Regions from separate parts of the Mus musculus genome. Here region 1 is linked to region 2. The links are chromatin loops, found by intact Hi-C in ENCODE. Cell type or tissue: left cerebral cortex. All regions are shown on one strand. Each heading gives the region's core, and the rest is flanking DNA. Links, peaks and the distances in the headings are about the cores only.

Region 1 (2,921 bases), core at 300-2,799, 64 kb before region 2:
TTTGCAGTTACTCAAGTAACCAAAGATTAGGGTTTCAGTACTTTAGATGTTCCTCCTATAATATCTCAGTTTTTAAAAAAAAAGCCTCCTAAAAGTTGCTTTACTAAATCAGACACAGCTTGACAGCCCGAGGAAGTATGTGGCAGACGGGCAATGGTTACAGATGCTTCCTGTAGCCTAGAACAGAAACCCAGAGGAAGAGAGACTGTGTGTTCCTCGGCAGCATGGAACCTGGACTCCCATTTCTTTACTTCCAGTCTCGGGTTAGCCTTGAATCTGTGACTCCATTTCTGTTCTTATGCATAATTCTTACATTAATTTTCCTTCTGTTTTATAGTACTGAGGCTAGAACTCCAGCCCTGTACATCCAGACAAACACCGTGCACATGCTCTATCTCTTTGAGACAGAATTCCTCTATAGAGCCTAGGCTGGCCTCAGATTCAAGCAGGATCCTGCTATAGCCTCCCAAGTGCTGGAGTTAGAGTTCCCCAAGTTATAAATTATCACATCCAACACAAACTGCACCACCCCTTTTCTGAGACAGGGTCTCACTCTGTTCCCAGGCTGGCCTGGTCTGGAATTCCTTCTCCCTCAGCCGACTCAGTACAGGGATTAGAGGTGTGAGCCCCTACATCAACTCAGAACTCTTAACATCTTTATATCCAGAAAGTGTCAAAAGATTTTATTTCTGGTCTCTTTATTACTAATATACAGCAGTCTTCTTTATGTCTTGAACATATTTATGTATTTGCTCATTTGTTTGTTCTGAGACAGTCTCATAGCACAGGCTGCTCCCATCTCACCAGTGCTGTGGTCTGTGGGCATGCACTACCACACCCAGCCGCCCCTTCTCAGTTTTATATAACTGAAAAGCAAGGGTGTATTTGAAAAAGAATGAAGTTCAAAGAACAAATACTCCCTGAGGAGTTATATACATGAACAAGTCCATAAACAGCCAAATATTTTTATTGCTTTAAGCAACTCCAGATGTTTATTCCTCTTAAGTACTAGAGCTCATAGAGACTGCAACAGGAGGTATCCCTACCCCCGTGCAGACTTGACATGACTGTGTCCTCAGTTGACACAAATCACAAAAGAGGCCTACAAAGCATGCAGAAACTCCAAGGAGAACGGGTGGAATACACGACACATTCCCAGATACCCAGCCAATGATATAAACAATTCCATCTTTCTGTGGTTCGTATATCGCGGTCATTATATACACCACCCTGTCCAGTAAGGGAACTAATAAAATTTAAATGTTAAGGACTAGTGAAAGGGCTCAGTGGTTAGGAGCACAGGTTGCTCTTGTAGAGGATTCAAGTTCAGTTCCCAGCAACCACATGGCAGCCTCTGCCTCCTGAGTGCTGCGATTAAAGGCGTTTAACCAGTTCCTGCTAAAGAGAGGTTTTATGTGTCCTTTCAGTGGGACCTCACTGCCTGTGCTGTAAGCCCTTAGCGGTGTATGTGTCCCTCTGTACTGTGTGGGCCAACAGTGTCCCCGTAGAGACCCTAGCTGTGCAGCTCACACCTACTGATTTGTGTGAAATGGCTAAGAGATTGGCAGATGGTTGAGATCTCAACAGCCTGCAGATGATTCTGAGTGATATCCTAGGAAAAATTTCCAACATTGTGATCAATGACATCTATTTTTTTTAAATCAACTTTATTTTACTTTTATTGTCTTGTGGGGTTCAGCTAATTCTCCAGAGCCAGCATTTGGGGCAGCACACAGCCCTGAGACAGTCTCCAGCAGGGGTGCTATAGAACAGTAGTATATAAATAATAGCCACTTGAGATGGAAAAATAAAACAAAATAAGGGGCGTGAGAAAGTGAGAACCATCCAGGCAGCAGCCCACCCACTCACAGCTGTAAACTGCTCGTCAGTCGCTAATGTCACTGTGTCGAGCTGCAGCTGAGTCAGCTGTCACCCCTCTGCAGTTGAGCAGAACTTTTCATTACAAGGGCTTTGCTTTCAGCATCAGCATCAGGGGAAAGACCGTGCCTTGTTAGAAAGGCTCCATTCAGCTTGGCTCTGGGACAATGTGGTTCTAGGTGAATCCGTTATTCTCAGTAAGAACAAGTAGTAACTCCCTCCTTGACAGTTTTCTGTCACAGTCCAGAGAGAGACGGGAAGAGCAGGAATGCCACACAGTCTCTGGGATGGCTTTCTATTTATAACACATGCTCTGTTCCTTATGTACCATGTTGATAGGCAAGTGCTTAGAATAGAACAGAAGGGCTAAGCATGGTAGCGCATGCTGTGATCTCAGCGCTCGGGAGACTACAGCAAGGCAGTGAGTTGAAGGCCAGCCTGAGGCTACAGAGTTAAGACCCTGTCTCAAAGCCAATAAATATCAATGAAATATCACCCTCAAAATTTTGGAGTAGTAAGCTAGGGATGTTACTCTGTTGGTAGAACACATACTTAGCATGTAAGAAACTCCAGGTTCCGCTCCCTGCACCAAACATAGAAGTGTATGGTGGGTTACTCAGGCCCTGATTTTATACAAATAGTTTGCTTAATCATTTTCAAGTATGGTTAAACCCAATATGTAAGCTGGAAGCCAGTGTGGCAGCACATTCCTGTAACTCAGCCTCTTGGGTTGCTGCGTGGGAGGAGCGTGTTTCAGGCCAGCCTGGGCAGTCAGCAAGACCTGTCTCAAAACATTCTGAGCAGTGTGTGAGGAGCATCATGTCCAGGGCCTTGGGCTCAGTTCCATTGACACCAGGGCTGAGTGTGGGAATGACTGCTGAGCCTTAATCCTTATCAACAAAGACACACAATGATCCGTGTAATAAATAAATTACGTTACATATCTGTCAGTGCTGTGTTTTAGTGGATATAAAACTTAACAAGATGGATGAGTCTTGTTCTAAGTTTTAAAAACTGTTGTATGCTTTTATGTGTATTCTTCA
Region 2 (2,921 bases), core at 173-2,672:
TCACTCTATAATGCCTGTTTATCTCAGTTGGTACTGTACAGAGCCTCTTTGGTCTTTTACACACACGCACCACACACACACACACACACACACACACACACACACACACACACACACACACACACATGCCCCCACTTGTCTACCTCCCTTAATGAGTCCTTCATTCCAACTTTACTCTTCTGTATCCATCTTTAGCTGGGCTCTTTGTCACCTTCCAGACTCCTTCCTGAAGCTGCTACTTCAACTCCCACTTCAAGCTGCGGCTTCATCATCTTGAGCATAAAGTGATCTTTTTCCTCTGTCACCTTTCAATCCCTCATTAGCAGAGTGCATGTCAGGTAGGCATAGGTAGCTGGTTGACTGGCTGAGTTCACACTAAGCAGCACACTTCTGGGGAATAACTGATCTGTTTTAGACAGGCTAGGGAAGTTGTTGAGAAAAGACTATGCTCACATATATTTAAAGTGTGCATCATGAGCAAAGGAATTCCTTGTGAGAGTGAGTCAGACCTAAGCAGTAGTCTTGCCAACTTAGATAAGCAGATTATCACGCCGTATGAATAACAGCTCTGAAGACCTAATCGACAGCAAACTCCTGGCAGTCACATAGTTCAGCCTACCCTACCCCAACCCTGCACCCCCCTCACTTTTAGCTATGAGTAAGCACCCTTGCCCGGGTCCTACAGCTCTCAAGATAAATTTCCTCCCTTGCTGTAGAGGATTTCGGCTATTGCTCTGTTTCCATCTCTCCTCACTTCATAAAGGAAGGAAGCCACGTCTATTGTATCAGAAAAGTGCCTACCTGGACCTCAGCTACCCAATACCCACAGTGTTTATATCTAAATGAAAAGATATCTTATTATTTTGGTCTCATAGCAGTATCCACTGGAAAAGAGGGCTTAAATGTAGAAATACTTATAGAGAGATAAAACAGCTTTCTTCTTTTTTCTGGTAAATTCTTTCCTGCTTTCCAGTTGATTATTAAAATATGAAGCTTAGCTAAGATGTAAAATATCTCATAGAATACAATCAATTATATAAACTGCTTTGGATTTGCACTTTAAATATCTTGTTCTACCATTGGAATCAAGCCAAGGGGTAAATGCTTCAAGTTCAGTTATACTTTACTTGATAATGACAATTCGGGCATCTATTAGGTCTTTGTAGCTTCTTATTCACACAGCATGATAGCTATCTAAAATTAGCAAGACCGCTGCTACTAACCTTTAGGTCTGACTCATTCCCACAAGGAATTCCTTTAGTCATAGCAGAGTTTAAAATATATACATTCTTTTTTCTGAGACAGGACTGGCATTCAACTGGGTATGTAGCCAAGGATGTCTGTGGCCTTGCATCCCCCTTCTGAGCACTGTGATTTCAGATCCTCATCTCTATGCCATTTTATGTGGTGCTGGGGACTGAGCCCAGGGCTGCATGCTTGCTAGGCAAGCACTCCACAGACTGCACTATACCCAGACCCTTAAGTATATTTTTATTATTTTTAAATATCCATTTTCAGACTAGAGAGATGACCTAGTGGTTAAGAGCACTGACTGTTCTTCCAGAGGTCTTAAGTTCAATTCCCAGCAACCACATGGTGGCTCACAACCATCTGTAATGGGATTCGATGCCCTCTTCTGGCACACAGGTGTACATGTAGATAGAGCACTCGTACATAAAAATTTTTTTAAATCCCATTTGCATACCTTAGTGAGAAGCTGCACACAGTAGTCCTGTTGGGTTCTGGCAGTTTGGACATGATGATGAGATAGATTATAATCACTGATGCACACTCAGTCTATTTTATTTAATTTACCTTATTCATAGTCTGTATTTTAGCCATTGATATGCATAAGTAGAATAGTACAAATTACCAATTTGTATCCTAAAAACCACAATCTTTTAGTTCTTTGATCCTATCTTCTACAATTGAATAGTAAGTAATTTGAAATGGGAAAAAATTATTAACTATGAATGATTCCTGAACTTATTTTACCAAATCAAATGTGTCATTTGAGCCCCCAGCAGGGCTGTGAGTCAACACCACAGCAGTCCCTCCCTTGCTTACAGGGCAGGAGGTCTAACCTTAGCCTAGGATAACCTAACCTAGGATAGGCCTAAAAGCAGGAATGACACTAAACCCTATGTGTGCAACTTCTTCTTATACATACAACTATAATAAACAGTCCAATTTGTTATCTAGGCAGCGCAGAGATAAAATATAATAATTATACTGTAATAAAAGTAAAAGGCTGAGATGGTGGTGCACATCTTTAGGTCTAGGCCTCAGAAGGCAGGCAGATCTCCATAGTTCAAGGCCAGCCTGGTCTACAGATCAGGCTCCAGGTAAACCAGGACTGCACAGTGAGGCTCTGTCTCACACACATGAGCAATGGAAATGTCATCTCCCAAAATGGTATATTGTATATCTTAGTAAGCTCCACATATTCACTTTTTTTCTTTCTTTTTAAGTCAAGAACTTCCAGGTTTTCAGTAACCTGATAACTAAGATAGATACTATGCGACTGTTGGCCAGGTAGCCCGTGCTGCCTAGACATGATGCAACCAGAGATGCAGCTCATCCTAGGCAGATGCTGTGAGAGTCCATTACACAACTCAAAGTTCCAAATATTGTTTTTGTATGGCAGTTGATTACAGGTAGCTAAAACTGGGTAAAGAAAAGCCACAGGTAAAGAGAATGTTCAAGGATTTTCCTGACAAGAAACTCAGGTTTGAGAAGTTCAGTGCCTTGCCTAAATATGCACAATTAATCCTAAGGCCAGGGGCAACTTCAGGTCGGTCTGACACCAAAATCCACGCCCCCATCACTGTGCTAGATCGCTTTCACATACTCATGAAGACATGCATACATCCATGTATGGCTATGGCAAAGTGGGGAAACAGAGATCAACAACCACAGTC

The links. A loop is a pair of places that touch in the nucleus more often than their neighbours do. Peaks named below come from ENCODE experiments on the same cell type or tissue, not always from the same donor. Only the 100,000 strongest peaks of a DNase experiment are listed, where the experiment ranks them.
Region 1: a loop joins it to region 2, with 3 times the contacts of the local background. A loop is called at or near these places in 5 of 42 quality-filtered maps.

What each region holds. Positions count from the first base shown.
Region 1 is chr11:87,245,468-87,248,388 of GRCm38, forward strand. All of the region lies in intron 2 of Ppm1e (protein phosphatase 1E (PP2C domain containing)), which reads right to left. It also overlaps a transcript of Trim37 not described here. Among named protein-coding and RNA genes, the nearest start is that of Gm22883, 72 kb to the right of the region's middle. In left cerebral cortex, for the core only: a CTCF peak has its summit at 1,739; DNase peaks (open chromatin) are centred at 1,511, 1,891, 2,145 and 2,603; H3K27ac peaks cover 2,039 bases.
Region 2 is chr11:87,309,285-87,312,205 of GRCm38, forward strand. All of the region lies in intron 1 of Ppm1e (protein phosphatase 1E (PP2C domain containing)), which reads right to left. Among named protein-coding and RNA genes, the nearest start is that of Gm22883, 8.1 kb to the right of the region's middle. In left cerebral cortex, for the core only: a CTCF peak has its summit at 1,634 (motif pointing left); DNase peaks (open chromatin) are centred at 266, 460 and 1,271; H3K27ac peaks cover 734 bases.